Regions from separate parts of the Mus musculus genome. Here regions 1 and 2 are each linked to region 3. Evidence: chromatin loops called from intact Hi-C (ENCODE). Cell type or tissue: left cerebral cortex. All regions are shown on one strand.

Evidence for each region. Peaks named below come from ENCODE experiments on the same cell type or tissue, not always from the same donor. Only the 100,000 strongest peaks of a DNase experiment are listed, where the experiment ranks them.
Region 1: a loop joins it to region 3, with 2.0 times the contacts of the local background. A loop is called at or near these places in 6 of 42 quality-filtered maps.
Region 2: it touches region 3 in a loop (2.7-fold over the local background); 14 of 42 quality-filtered maps call a loop at or near these places.

Annotation. Positions count from the first base shown.
Region 1 is chr13:99,751,855-99,756,854 of GRCm38, forward strand. No RefSeq gene overlaps it. Among named protein-coding and RNA genes, the nearest start is that of Gm24471, 62 kb to the left of the region's middle. In left cerebral cortex, a CTCF peak has its summit at 2,480; DNase peaks (open chromatin) are centred at 2,541 and 3,069.
Region 2 is chr13:99,373,784-99,378,783 of GRCm38, forward strand. The region is part of intron 4 of Mrps27 (mitochondrial ribosomal protein S27); the gene reads left to right. Among named protein-coding and RNA genes, the nearest start is that of Mrps27, 31 kb to the left of the region's middle. In left cerebral cortex, a CTCF peak has its summit at 1,940 (motif pointing right); a DNase peak (open chromatin) is centred at 1,943.
Region 3 is chr13:99,510,423-99,515,422 of GRCm38, forward strand. All of the region lies in intron 1 of Map1b (microtubule-associated protein 1B), which reads right to left. Among named protein-coding and RNA genes, the nearest start is that of Map1b, 3.7 kb to the right of the region's middle. In left cerebral cortex, CTCF peaks have their summits at 2,880 (motif pointing left) and 4,826 (motif pointing right); DNase peaks (open chromatin) are centred at 2,907, 3,710 and 4,605; H3K4me3 peaks cover 4,069 bases; H3K27ac peaks cover 2,325 bases.

The DNA.
Region 1 (5,000 bases), 240 kb after region 3:
GGATTGGTAGCCCGCGTCTGTAATCCAAGCGCACCACCTGCAAGAGGTGAGAGGCAGAGACTCTAGGAGAATCCTAGGATGCCAAGAAGCCTGGCTTGTGCAGCAGTGAACTCTTGTCCCCTGTCTGGAACGAGGTGGAAGATGGGAACTGACAGCTCGGGCTGTCCTGTGAGCCCCATGCTCTCTCTGGAGTGCTGGCCACCAGCACTCAAACACTGTTGGTCGCTCACTTCTTACAGAGAGAGTTTTGGTCTCATCAGCATCTGGGATCAACAATGAGGTCAAGATCTTTCAGAAACGAAAGAAAGATGTTAGTTTAGGAACAGCTCCTGCTGGATCTGCTACCTCCATTACAGTGAGCAAGGCATGACTTGGGAGCTTGGGGAAAACTTTGAACAAACCGGGGTGGGGGATGTGGGGGAAGGATGGCCAGAAAATAGAGGCGGGGTAGGTCAGGGAAAGGCTGCTCCCAGGAATCGTCCCTGGTTACATGGATACCTTTTTCCTCCCTCAACTCTTTCTTATTTTCTTCTTTCAGTTTCTTTTTTCGCTTTTCCACTTTCTCCTCCTCATCCTCATCCTCCTCTCCTTCCTCCGCTCCCTCCTCCTTTCCCTCCTCCTCCTCCTCTTCCTATTCCTCTTCCTCCTCTTCTCCCTCCTCTCCTTCCTCCTCTCCCTCCTCCTCTTCCTCCTCCTCTTCCTATTCCTCTTCCTCCTCTTCTCCCTCCTCTCCTTCCTCCTCTCCCTCCTCCTCTTCCTCCTCCTCTTCCTATTCCTCTTCCTCCACTTCTCCCTCCTCTCCCTCCTCCTTTCCCTCCTCCTCCTCCTCTTCCTATTCCTCTCCCTCCTCCTTTTCCTCCTCCTCCTCTTCCTATTCCTCTTCCTCCTCTTCTCCCTCCTCTTTTTCCTCCTCTTCCTCCTCCTCTTCCTCTTCCTCCTCCTCCTCTTCCTCCTCTTCTTCTCCCCCCTCCTCCCCCTCTATCGTCTCCCCTGCCTCTCCTCTCATCCCCACCTCTCCTTCCCCTGTCCTTGGATACCCTGCTCACCTCTACCAAGGCTCTCTTCTCCCTCCCAGTGAGCTAGCTGGTACTTAGAACAGCACATACCTAGCAACATTAAATTTCTCTCTGAAATCTACCGCTGTGATTAGCACTTTTTAAATAATGAGTTTCTAATTCCAGGTAGTAGATGTAGTTTCTGGGTTGCAGTGTTCCCAGTAAGACTTGAAAACATTCGTTTGGTGGAAATAAATAAAAACGTTGACCTTCTTCCATTTAAATTATAGTCTCTCACCGGGAAACAAACCACACATATTTTGACCCTTGCAGAGGTCAGACTTACAGCAGACTGATTAAAACACTCACCCATCAACTCAGAAACCAACTCCATAACAAGAACAAAAACCTCAGGAGCTGGAGGTCATATGTTAAATAAATCCCAAGAAATATTTTCACCAGTACTGTGGGCTTTTCATATCCAAGGCAGACAAGACAATGAACTTGGTCTCTATCAGATTCATATTTACAAATGAAAGGTTGTTTTTTTCTGCTACTGACACATGAAAATCCACAAACATCACATTCAGGTTTGACCACAGTCCCTGGGAGGATTTTCAAGTGACTTAATAATTGTCTCCATGTAATTTGTGTAAAAAGACAGTGGGTTTCACTATATTTTGTCTGAGTAGCCAGTCAGTGAACCACATTGCCTTAATGGATTTAGGGAGTAGAGCCTCTTGTATCTCAAGCTCTCCTCAAATTCTCTTTGTAACCAAGGATGATCTTGCACTCCTGCTCAGGCTGTGGCTGACTCTTGAGTACTGGAATCACAGGTATGTGTCACCGCACCCAGTTCACTCGGTGCTGACACTGAACTCTGGGGCCCCGTGCACAGTAGGTGCTTTACCCACTGAGCTAGAGCTCTGGCTTGTAGGGTTTGACTTTTTAAGACTTTTAAACACTATTATGTGCATAAATATTTTGCCTGCATGGATATATGTAAAATGTATATTTAGCACATGCATATCTGGTTAACAAGGAGGTCAAGAGGCTGTCAGGACCCCTGAAACTAAAGTTATGCATGGTTGTGAGCCACTGTGTGGGTCCTCTGCAAAACCAACAGGTGCTCTTAAGTGCTGAGCCATCTCTCTAGCCCCAGGTTTTTATTTTAATGTTTATTCTTATTATTGATTACATACATGAAAACATAATAATAGTTTTTTTTAAATAAGAGTTTTCTCACAATTTTACTGCCTCTACAAATCAAAATGTTTTTATTTCTTAACTTTATAATGATGAGGGCTTCCATCTGGAGCTGGGCGAGGCGCTCACACACTGATGGCGCTGACAATTTAATTATGCAAACGAGCCCTCCTCAAACACAAACAGGTGTATTACCATTTTTCCAGTTTCAGCATCTACAATGAATAAAGTAGTTAGTGTACTGCCAGAGCACAGTCCTCTACTGGTTCAGACTGGAATTTGCCTCCTACCCGCTCAGCATACTGTGGTCCCAGCAGATATCTTTCTCTAACTCCCTGCCAACTGCAGCATCCAGATGGTGGAGTCAGATATGGGAATGAAGGACAGGCACTCCAGCGTTGGAGCTGAGGCCCGCCCCTCATGGCTGGTGCCCTTATCTGCAGAAATGTAAACGTGGCACAGCAAAGCTGCCTTGAACTGGGAAGCCCTGAAGTGGACTTTGTCAATCAACTGAAAGGACATATGGCTTTGGCACACCTGAGCCCTCCTCTGCACTCTTGAGAGGGACTTGCAAAGTGTCCATGCGTTCATGGTCTGTGCCGACCCTTGAGCTGCTATTACACACACACATCAGATGATTAATAAATGGTGACTGCTCCAGCTACTTGCAGAAGACGAAATCCCAAACGAAGAGCATCCCAGATCAACAACATGGTCAGCAACCCAGAAGCCTTTCTAGAGCCTTCTCCTTCTCCCCTACATAAGCGCTACCCTAAGTTCTAACCCGTGACCCACTCTGTTTTAGTCAGAGCACCTCACACATGGGGGACAACATATGTTTAGCCTAACAGTGTAATCGTGAGTTGCCTCATTTTGAACTGTATTCATATGGAGTGGTACAGTACATGTGCTATCTGTGATGAAGCAGGATCCAAATAGATTCATTTTTTTTCAACTCCTGCTTTTTATTGTACACATATATCATGATTCACCCCAATATTTTTCTTTTGACAGCTACTTGGAGTCTCTCCAACTCTGATCTATTTTAGCAACGCGGCGATGAATATTCTCTTTTTTCTTTGCATCTGGTGGTGTTTGTGCTTCTGTTAGCTATATAGAGATGAATTGCTAGCGTCTAAGTCACATGTGCCTTTTAACTTTATTAGCAGCTGTGGGATTTTCTCAAAACTGGTATATGGAGATCTGATCTCTTCCTATCACCTTTCTGGCAATATGGGGCTCATTTCTTGGTGCCTTTAAGCATCCCAGACCAGTAAAAAACTAGAACAGCTCTTTACAATTAATGTATATTGAATGTCCAGTTGTCTTATTTGTTTTTTTATTACTTCATTCATTTGTTCTTACATGTATGAGTGTTTTGCCTGAGTGAAGGTTTGTGCATCGTGTGCGTGCCTGGTTCCTGATGAGGCCAGAAAAGAGTGTTGGACCCCTTGGGAATAGAGTTAGTCGGTTTGTACGTCACCATGTAGGTGCTGGGACTGGAACCTGGGTCCTCTGAAAGATCAGCTAGTGCTCTTATCTGCTGCGCTATCTTTCCAGGCCCCTCTCATTCATTTTTTTAAAAGTCTTTTTATTTGCTGGGTGTGGTGGCACACATCTTTAATCCAGCATTGGGGAGGCAGAGGCAGGTGGATCTCTGTGAGCTCCAAGGCGGTCTGCTCTACAGAGCAAGCTCTGAGGCAGCCAGATCTATACCAAGAAACCCTGTCTCGAAAGCCAAAACAAGCAAACAGCAACAAAAAACCAACAACAACAACAATTCGCTTTCCTCTTAGTGCAAGGCTGTTTCTGAAATGAGCTCTTTGCTGTGTGTGCTGAGAGCATCCTCTCATGTGGTGCCGTGCCTTCTCAGTTCTTTGGATGAACACGAGATGTTAATGTCTATGCTGTTCAACTTCTCAACCTTCGCTAAGGTGCACACTGTTCAATGTTCCGTTTATCTTTGCTTACCCAAAGCCATAGCAAACCAAGCAGATGTTGTAGAAGATCTAGAAGGTTCTTTCTACACTCAGGCTATCGCCCACCTGGAACTCACTTATGGTACGTAGCGGTTAAGTCTTACTTTGTTCTGTTTTGTAAATAGATGTCTGTGTAATTGGCCCAGCACCACTTGATCAACACAGCCTTTGTTCCTCTTGGTCTGGAGTCCCAGTTTTGCTGTAAGCTGCCTTCATGCTTCTAGACATGAAGAGCTGTGTCTGAGCTGTACCCTAGCCCCCCACCCACCCACATATATTTAAGGAAAAGAATGTTATCCTTGCATGAATGGACCTTTTTTTTTTTCTGCCAAAACTGACTTGAGAACCAGGAAAATAAGCCCTCCAACTTTTTTGCTCAAGATTGTATTTTATTTATTCATGACCAATTATAATTCCATATAAATTTTATACCCAGCTTGTCTGTTCCTACTAGACAGCTGCCGGGGGGTTTTGCACGAGAGTATATTGAATTTACAGATCCGTTTACAGATAATTGGCATCTTCACTAAACTGAGTTATTTAGTCCATAAAAAATCCCTCCCTTAGGTTTTAATTAATTTCTCTCAACAATATTTGTAGTTTTCAGTGTCTAAGTCTTAGATATCTTTTATTAGATCTTTGCTGGCTGTTTGATTTTTACCTTGATGTTACAGTAAATGAAATGAAAACTTCTTAAAATTAACTTTCTAATTGTATAGTCCAGAAGTAGAGACTGTATTGATTTTTGCACATTGCTCCTATAGCTTGTCACTTAATAATGTCAATAGTTTATGTGCAGAAGGTTTTGTGGTTATGCCTT
Region 2 (5,000 bases), 140 kb before region 3:
CTTGATAGCAGAATGGGAGAGGCAGTTTAAGCTCCAGTTTGATGTGTGACTTGGAGCCTGTTAAGCTGACTGTAGATACTGGCTCCCCGGGGGAACACCTGGCTTTCTCATTAAGCCCAAAGCCTCAGACCCTGTGAGCATGAGGGCCTGGTCTGCTTAGCTTCTCAGAAACACTGTACGCTTAAATGGTATTGTCAGCATTTCAGTCAGTTCTGTCATGATTAACAAACAAAAAAGCAGTCCATGTAAGACTAGGTCACAGAAAGACTGGGGCTTCTGATCCGTCGTGGGTTTCAGTCATAAATAGTGTTAGTGATCCCCGCTAACTTTCGTGCACTCTTTATCCTTATGTCTCCTGCCTCTGAAAGGCTCACAAAGCACAGGTTCTCTGAGTTGTTTCCTGCAGTACAGTCCTTTGTCAACAGCTCTTTCTATTGGCTGTTTTCATGACATAGTCAGGAACCTTGAACCAAGCCTGTGGGATGCAGAGACAAACTAAAGCTTCTGCTTATGTGCAGTGTTTGCAGGTGAGTTTGCAGCTTGCTTCTAGGAGCTGCCACAGTGTTAGAGAGCGGAGCAGATGAGCGGAGGTTTAGGGGGAGTTGGTGGGAGGGAGCAGGAGTCGCAGTTGGTTGCATCATGACTTTAAGGCCAAGAGCAAGTCCATCCTTAAGTATTTCCAGATGTTCTGTGTCTAGGGAAGGGATACTTAGAACCTTTGTGGATTCTCTTCACTGATCGTGACTGCTGTGATTTCCATGATAGATTTCCCTTTATGGTTGTTTTAAACAGACAGGGTTTTTTGGAGGCCTGTTCTGTTTCTTTAAATATCAACGTTGGTTTTAAGACAGCATCCTCATTTTCTAGGTGAGTTTGGGACTTAAAGCAGTCTTTCGTAGACCAAGCAGCCAGTGAGGGAAATACTCACCGCTTCATGGTCCATACTTAGGGGCGGGGGCTGGGTGTTGGGTGCCTCCCAGAGGTGATAGATAATCCAGGAGTCTTCATTGCTAAAAGCCTTGGCACAGTTGATAGGAAAGGCGTGGGAAGAATGTTAAAATGAGACTCCGAGGGTCTCATAGGTACAGATCACCCCAGTTCTCAGCTTGCTGAGTTAGTGGTAGGTAGTGAAAGGTATCATGTCTCTCATAACGAACACAGTGTTCTCAGAGCACAGCCACAGTGGCCTCCCGTCCTGAGAGTGTCCTGTGCTTTCTGGTTTGTTTCCTGTCCCCTGTTTTGCCTCATCTATACTTGCCCTGACTTTTAATATAACTTCTGACCCTTCCTTAAAATTATATTTCAGCTACTTACTGACTTGTCAGAAAATGATTTGTCTTTACTTGAGAAGCAGTTTTAAAGGGAGGTTCAGTTGTGGTCTCTGAGGTCAGGGTACCAGGCCTTGAGAGTCAGGTGTGGCATATGCTAACATAGTTAACATATAAATAACATATGTAATACTGTTACACCCTCCACCCCTCCCTCTTTACTAATCGATATTAAATAATCCTCCTGTCTCCGTAGATAGGAGGCTTGGAGGAATTGTTTAAAAGCTGCTGCAGGGTCTCGAGCAGAGGAGGTGAATGGTTGCTGAGATTTAGCTTAGATAGTAGCCAGGCTTCGTCCCTGAAAGACAAGGACTATTTTTCTCTTCACTTTTCTTTAAGGGAAATTGTGTTTTAAATTCAGATTTTGGTTTTTAAACCCATTATTCTCCAGTGATCTTTGCCAGATTTCACTAAGGGTATCAACAGTCCAGGCCTCAGCAGGATTCAGAAATGGGGAGAGACAGGTAGGTGCTTATGAAGGGTGCTCAGTACCCAGAGGCAAAGGATGTCAAATTTGGGGGAAGCGTCCTGATCCTAAAAGACATCAGGTTGCCCTATAAATAGCTACAAGTTGCAAAGCTTTACGGCAACCATAGCAGACCAAAAGGGGGCAGCAGAGAGTCATCTGCATTCTGTCTGCAGGGAAGGGATTCCCGAGTAGAAAAAGCCTGCCCCAACCCAACCTTAGCCCAGTGCTACTGAGTTGGTAACTAAAGCACAGAATAGATAGCGACTAGGGGTTCTGGGCTGCAGACAGTCACACAGCTGAGAGAGAACTTGTATGTCTCTTCTGATGATAGAGCAAGCAGCAGCTCGGCATGGCTGAAGCTGTCGGCTCTTCTCAGCACTCCTCTTTCCCTGATGGAGAAGTTGAGTAACCTGCTTGTGTAGCCCATTGCTACATGGAAGGTTGGGTTGATCTACTGTGGCCTTCAAGGTTAGGATGAAACAGACAACATTTTTCATATTTCAAAAATAGAAAAAGATGATTAAGGCTTTTAACTTTATAAAGGAAAAAAAAAGTCTGTATTTTAATGTTTCCTGGCAATCTTTTTATTATACCTCCATTTATCTGTTTTAAGTGAATCTGTTTAAGTTAATTTAGATTTCACTTATAAAGTTAATCTAATTTTTGCAGAATTATTTGAGGGCCTGAGAAGATAATCCTAAAATCGAGTGAAAGAATAAATGGCCATGAATACTCACGCTGGGTTATGGGGGCAGGCAGGGAGGGGTTGTTTTTGGTTTCTAGTTTATTGGGCCTCTAGTGATTATGGAACAGCTTTGAATTAAGTGACATTTTCTCATTTCTTTTTGTTTTTATACAAGACTTTTCAGCCCAGTAAATTAACCCCCAATTAATGTATGCTTTTGTTTTTAGCATGTATATGTGATTCATATAGAATCACATTAATTATGAGATATAGATTTATACATATATACCTTATATGCATACCTTATATCCCTTATATACTTAATACCTTATATGTGTATATATATATACCTTATATACTTACATACCTATATGCATAAAACATATGTCCCTAGTCTTTTTTCTGCCATTTATTGAACAACCCATGACCCATGTTGTGCTTTGACATAGGAAGTAGTCTACAGTTCTACCTGTATCAGTGCTCAACTTGTATCATGAAGCATGTTTAGCAGCCTCGTTAGTTCTCAGACGTATTTTCCAAACGCTTCGTTTGAATGTGTAGTTCCTGCATCCTCCTCCCAGCGGAGCCTTAGATGATAGCTGAGCTCCTCAGAGATGTGGCCACAAACCTCAGACAGCCTATGGGGCTTTTTCGCTGATGATAATCATAATCCAATGTCCTCGTCCTCATCCTCTCCTAGAATAGCCTGCAGATTCCAGGGGGACTTCTGGATCCCCCTCTTGTAGATGAAGGATATAAACCAAGAAACCTTTCCAAGGCCAAGCAGCTAGAGACTGACCAAAGACCTTACCCTGGATTTATTTGGTTCTTCCTCTAAACCTGAGGGAACATTGTTTCCATATCATCCAGGCTCATAAAAACATTGTTTGCCTGCTCCACAAATGTCCGGTCAGGTTAGCTTCACATCCCCTCAGCAGCGTGCTGCTCCTGAAAGCACACTCGGTATGTGTGTTTATGTCACCTTCTGTAGTGGTGTCGAAACACTCCTTCCTATCCCGGAACACCCATGGTACAAAGAGAGCAGAGAGGCAGAAATAGCCTGGGTTTGTTTTCTCATGTCAGTAGAGATCTATAAACCGCTGGGCTTTTGGAAGATATTTTAATAGAGGATGACTTTTCAAGCTAAGGCTGTGTGCTGACAATAGTGCTGTAAGTTTATCATATTTATGACTCCCAGATTTTATTTGAAGGAGTTGACTGAAAGACTAGAGATGGGCTCTTTCCCTGCTACCATGTAAAGTTAGCTTTCGCCTCTGGACAGAGTGTAGATTTGAAGTCAAGGCTGGCGTCTTAGGGCTGACCTTAATGTACATGTTTATTGAGGTGAGAATCGCTGAGGACGTTCTAATGCCGTGTCCTCCCCCGTCCCCCTCCACCCACCTTCTCTTGGCTTTCATTTGTTAGTATTACCTTTCTTTGTAGATAATAATCATTTGGGCTCCACTCTCAGATCCTTCTAGCCAAGTACTTTGTGGTAGTTCTGCGTTCCCTAGATACTTATTTGGAAAGCGACATTGGAGCACTTTATTTCTCAGAATTTTGATATCTTATTATGGTAAAATAGTACAGAGTCTCTTTTATTTGTTTTGATATCTTCATCTTTGGCAGAAATAAGTCTGACCCTTCCCCTGTGGACAGAGTGTATTCTCTCTCTGGAGCACGGCCAGCTATGGTTCGAGTGTTGAGGATGATTCTATCATAGTGACTTTGTGATCTCTGCACCGGAACATAGCTGATCTTTAGAAAATGTTTGTTTGACTGGATGACAAAATGAAATTTATAAGCCAATTAATATTTAAAGCTCTGATTGTGTGCATGTTGTTTTCCTCTGTTCATACATCGTTTGAACTCGTCAAATGAGCAAATGAGGATAACTTGGGGGTGCATTTTCAGATAGATTACATAGTGAAATATAGAATGCCAACCTAGGGCCATGCTGTGGTAAGCAGTAAGCACTGGGCTGGAACCCACAGGTCTGTGTGGTTCCACCAACACAAACAGTCTGAGTCTTGTCAAGTTGCTTAAGCCTTGCTGATCTCAGCTTCTTCATCTTTAAAGTAAATAGAGAAAACTAGAAACCACTCTCCCCTGCCTGTGGAAATGATCTGGAAAGAGTCAAGCCTGGTCCAAGCTACAGAGGAACTGTGTTCTCTGTGGGGCTGTCTCTAGGGCTCTGAGCTCCCCTTGGGAGACAAGGAGATTCCTCAGCCATGAAGCCAGCATGCTTGCTAAGCTTAGCGAGAGCAGACTCATGAAGCCAATGGTAGCCATTCTGGTCCTATGTCTATGTTCCCTCCCCTAGTCCAGTCCAGTTTTCCTTCTCATTTCTGCCCACAGTCATGCCAGCTGTAGAGTCCTAGCACATGGGAGAACGGCAGGACTATTTGGGGAGCTTCTTTTACGTCAGTACAAGCGCAGGCGCGTTGCTCCTAGGTTCCTTTTCTCAGTTAGGTGCAGGGCAGTATGGGAATACCATATATAGGGAATGTCTGTGGTT
Region 3 (5,000 bases):
TTCATTTTATATTCATTTATGTCATTTACATTTATAATTTGACAACAGAAAAATGTTAAACTTTAAAAAAATCCATTGAGTTGATGTTTTTTTTTTTTTTAATAAAACCAGTAGACAGTTGGTAAAAATAACTTCCGGTGTGTAAACTGCCAATGAAAGAAAAATATTCAAGGTTCTCTCTAAGAGAGCAATTTCCAGTCAAAATATTTAAGGATGCATAATTGGTGCTGTGGTTTATAGAAAGACTATATAGACTTCATGGTTACTTTAGTTGGGAGTGAACACTCTGGAGCCTTATCAGTTTTAGAAATAAAACACTTAGTCACGAGTTGGTCCCTTATGCTGGATATTGCTAGCAAAGGGAGACATTTGCAATGAAGGCTGATTGCTTTTGACTGTCTTTCCATGTCTCTCCTTCATGCCTAACTGGGAGCCAAAGCTGGAGCCCCTGCAGTTGATAAGCCCTTTGCACATTCTCCCTCTGGACTCTGCAGCCAAAGAGGGGAGATACCTGGGTGTTGTTAAGAAGTTCTGAAAGAGATTCTGAAACGGGGGGGGGGGGGGGGACGTGGGAGAGGGGAGGGGACACATTATATTCCTCGCCCCTCTAAGGGCAAGCTCTTCATTGAGGCTTTGATTCTGTAGCCATCTAAGAGGAGTTTGTCCTTCCTGGATTACCCAGGGGCTAACAACTGGAGCAACTGGGCGTAGTTAACCTGTGTTTCAAATGCCTGGCTAGGTTCAAGGGGCTAGGGTTCAGGTTCCAGGCTGTTCCGGGATCCTGTCTCTGCCCAGGGAGGAAAACACTGTCCTGTGTTCATTCCAGGTGGGCAGGAAGCATCAGACCATCTTTTCTTTTCATTTCTCTCACCCCATGTGGTAGCGATGCACAAAGAAGTGGGCGTGCACGTGGTGTTTAAGAGAGGGGGAAAAGAAGGGGAAGGGTATTTCAGAGCTGGTCAGGGTGAGGAAGGAAGGTGCGTATCATATACTGGGTCTTCCAGCTGGATTACGTAAAGCTTACCCTGATCTTGTAGAAACTTTTGGCTTAATAAAACCAAAAAGCACCTCTCCTTTAGTGGATGAAAACTGCATTATTTCTAACCGAAGCAGCAGATCAAAGAAAGGAAAATGAATGGACCACACCGTGCATGCCGGACACGTGACAGCTACCTGGGCCTTTGACAAGTTATTTTCCTCAATGGGCCCAATTTAATCGTTCCCTTTTAAAAGCAGGCTTTTGAGTATTTCTTGTAAATATCTGAATGGTCAGCCTATAATCCTATGATTCTGTTTGGAAAACGACACTAGAAGGTAACTTGAACCTAGGATAGACGTATAAACCAGAGAAGCAGCTAAACGGAAAATGCTAAGAGGCTTTTTAGAGAAAAGATTTCCCAGCTTTCCTTTGACCTAGCCTTTGGTTTGCTTCTCTTTTTACAAAGCCAGTAACTTAATATTCGTCTTATATTCGTGTTTAATGAAAATGATATCTCACATGGACAGCACATCACTTCAGAGCATTGGCAATAATTAAAAAAAAAAAGAAAGAAAAAGAAAAATAAACAACCTCAAGTCTTGGATAACATCTTAGAATAGAAGCAAATAGTTATCTATAAGAATTTATTTCTAAATCTAAAAGCTAGAAATTACTTTTAAAAGCAAGCTTTTAGGGAAGATTTACAACAAAGCATTGATTTAATGACCTTCCATTTAGGGACTGACTCGCTTGGATTTCAGCTAGGATCACAGAGCCCTTAGTGGTAACACCAATTAGGCAGAACAAGCAAAAATCCATCTGCCTCCTGATTTTGGAAGTGTGAAGATGAATATAATAAATGTAACACATTCTAGCGTCTCTTTATCTCCTACCATATATGGTTTTCACTTCTTTTTCTTTGCTAGAAGAAAATGAAAATGAAATCCCAAAGCCTTTCTGGGTTCTTTATTTTCTTGCCTACAATTTTGGAGAGAACATTTTCACTAAGGAGGCATCAGACTATTACAATGTAACCAGCTTAACTCACACCTAAAGACTCAAGGCAGTGGATAGCACACTTATCTATCTTCTCATAAGCACATCTTGCTTATATCTAATGTCACCTAGAGAGACAGTTAGTTGCCCTCTAATCATAATTGAAAGCATCAGACTGACACTTAACATTCATTAGATGACTTTGGCTTCTTTAGAAAGAATGGCACGAACTGATGAAAACTCAATTGTACCATGTTTTAAATTTCAGTGTGACCGGTATTGTTGTATAGAGTCTAAATATTAAAATATACCCAGATGCCAGCATTTTGGTAAGAATAAGGCTATCAGGCTACCTCCACATTGGGGACAATTAGGGAAGGACAGATGAATCAGTTGGTGGTGTCCACTGTAGTTTGGGATCAAGTCCTATAGAACTGCATCAGTGTAGCTCGAACAGTGCAAGTGAACACTATTGTTTGAAGCTCTGGAGAAGAAATGATCAACCCTGATTTTGTGCTTTTCAAAAACAGCTGAGCATTTTTCTTCCTTGGTCTCCAGAAGCACTTAGCATCCATGTAGGGTGTTTCGGGCCTGTTGATTTGCTTCGGTATCTACCATCCCTCTACAGGGGTCTAGATTTATTTATTTATTTATTTATTTATTTATTTATTTATTGCCTTTCTGGAGTGCTCTTGGGTAATCAATCAGATGGCCAATATGCCAGACTCCAGGGTCTCCAGCTACATAGTGCCTCAGTCTGGATGGGAAAGGAAGAGGGAATAAGAAAGGCTAACAGCTGAGAGAAATGGTTTCCCCAGCCCTCAGGGAGCTGACCAGCCGAGCTTGAGCCCCATGGAGCAGCTTCTTCTTGCCTCAAGCAACATAGCCTGCAGGCAACAATAGCAGTGGCACCATAGTGACCTCTGGAGGAGGCCCAGCTGGGATCTGCCAGCTGAAGCAGCAGTGCGCCCCGCCAAGGAAACAGAGCCTGACTGCCCTGTTGCTAAGTCATCTCAGACTGTTTGAAAAGCCGGGGAAGCAGAGTTTTCACTTATCCTTGAAAACCCGGGCAGTGTGAGCTGCATCGGGAGACCCGGGGACCCAGGAGAGCACTCTCTAGAGGATCAGCAACATCTGTTACTACCCTGGAGGAAATGGCTCTGCTCACACACTTGGTTGATTCTTAATGAGATCGATACAACCATTTCAGAAATCTATTCCAAAAAAAAAAAAAAAAAAAAAAAAAAAAAAAGGAAAGAAAGAAAAAAAACCTGACCAAATTAGGGAATTAAAAATCAAAAAAAGCATGGTGATTGCAAAATGAACATTAGGATTGGTGGGTGGGGTGACTTCTGAGATTCTTGTAAATGGCTGTTTCTTAGCTGGACAACACAGGTGTCTTCACTTTGTGAAAATTCAGTGAACTGTTCTCTGCGGTTTGTGCTTTTCCCTCTCTCTCTCTCAAATATTCTTCCTTCCTTCCTTTCTTCCTTTCCTCCTTCCCTCCTTCTTTCCCTTTCTTTCCTACTTTCTGCTGTTAAGAAGACAAATCTGGATTTAGGACTAAATGCTAGTAAAGCCAGGACATAACGCACAGAATTCCTTGGCTGCATCTATTTTCTCCTCCAACAGAAAGAGGCTTGAATAAAGCCTGGAACGGATCGCATAAGGAATGATCAAACCCGGTAACAAAGCGGGAAGATAAACGTGGTTGCAAGGCGATGGCTGAGCCTCCTCCCTGTACCAAGAGGTGCCCACAAGTAGATGACTTGTTCAAAGACAAGGTCAGAAGACTGCCTGCTGAATCTGTGATGTTAGCCTGCTGGCACTCCTATCTAGACCGGGTCACACAAGTAGTGACACTGCAGTAGCCGTTCTCCTGGCACAGCTTTGCTCCGTGACCTTGAGTCTGTCCCTCACTCTTCCTCCCTCATGTCTGTTCTCAAGCTCTAAAAATGGGCGTGATGATTCCTCTCCTGGCACCACAATGGGTGATTCTGAACATTCTGGAGATGAAAAAGCACTTCTTAATGGATTGTTTCCAGAAATATTAAGTAAAAAAAAAAAAAAAAGATTTAAAAACACCTAGCCATTAATTCCCACAATAGCCACACCCAAAGTCAGTACTTGTGAGTTTTTCCAAGGAGAAAAACGTGGAAATAAACGAAGTTTGAGAAACAGATCAAAAGCCCGTAATCTGAAAATGAAGGATGATTACTGAGACATTCAGAAAAAGCATTCCACTTTTGAAATCTCTTATTCTTGATCTTCCCCTCATGAAAAATCACGACAGGCTTTCTGATCACTTTTTTTTCCTTTTAAGCTGAAAGGGAAAATCCGTGCTTTAAAGTTAAACAAAAGAACCGGGTCTGCAACTCCAGTCCCCACCCTGAAGCCTTTTGTTCTGGGGACAAGTGGGCATTTCCAAATGCAGAGGCAGGTGACAAGCTTTTGTTTATTTATTTATTCATCTAAACCAAAATCATTTCATCCATCTTTTATTGGCATGATAGGGAGAAGGAAAGGAGGGCTACGTGAACGCCCTTTGTCCGCCTCGGGCTGCCGTAGAGACCGCAGTGCGGACTGCACCACGCCCACCAGCCGGTGTCTCCTAGCAGAAACGTTTCAGCACCACCCCAAGAGAATAGAGCGCTCAGGCTGGAGCTGCACACGGACCCGGGGACTTCTGCCAGGGATGAAGTGAAGGGAGGGATGCGAGGGGGGCGGAATAAAGCAGAGGCTAGAGCTGCCACCGGGGAGTCGGGAGCGCAACAAAACCGCTCACAGCCAAAGGTGGGCGCAAGGCCCCCTGACAGCGCGAGGCTCGGGCAGAGCCAGCATCGTGCCAGCCGGGGGCGCCGCAGTGCGGGGGCAGGTGCGGCTGTCCAGCGCGGGCACTGCGGCAGACCGGGTGGGGCTGAAGGGCGGGCCGATGGTTGCCCGCCCAAGGCTGTGCCCTCCCGGACCCTCCCAGCCCCGCCCAGGGTTCCCCGGGAACCGCTATTCCGCTACCGCAGAGCCCGTT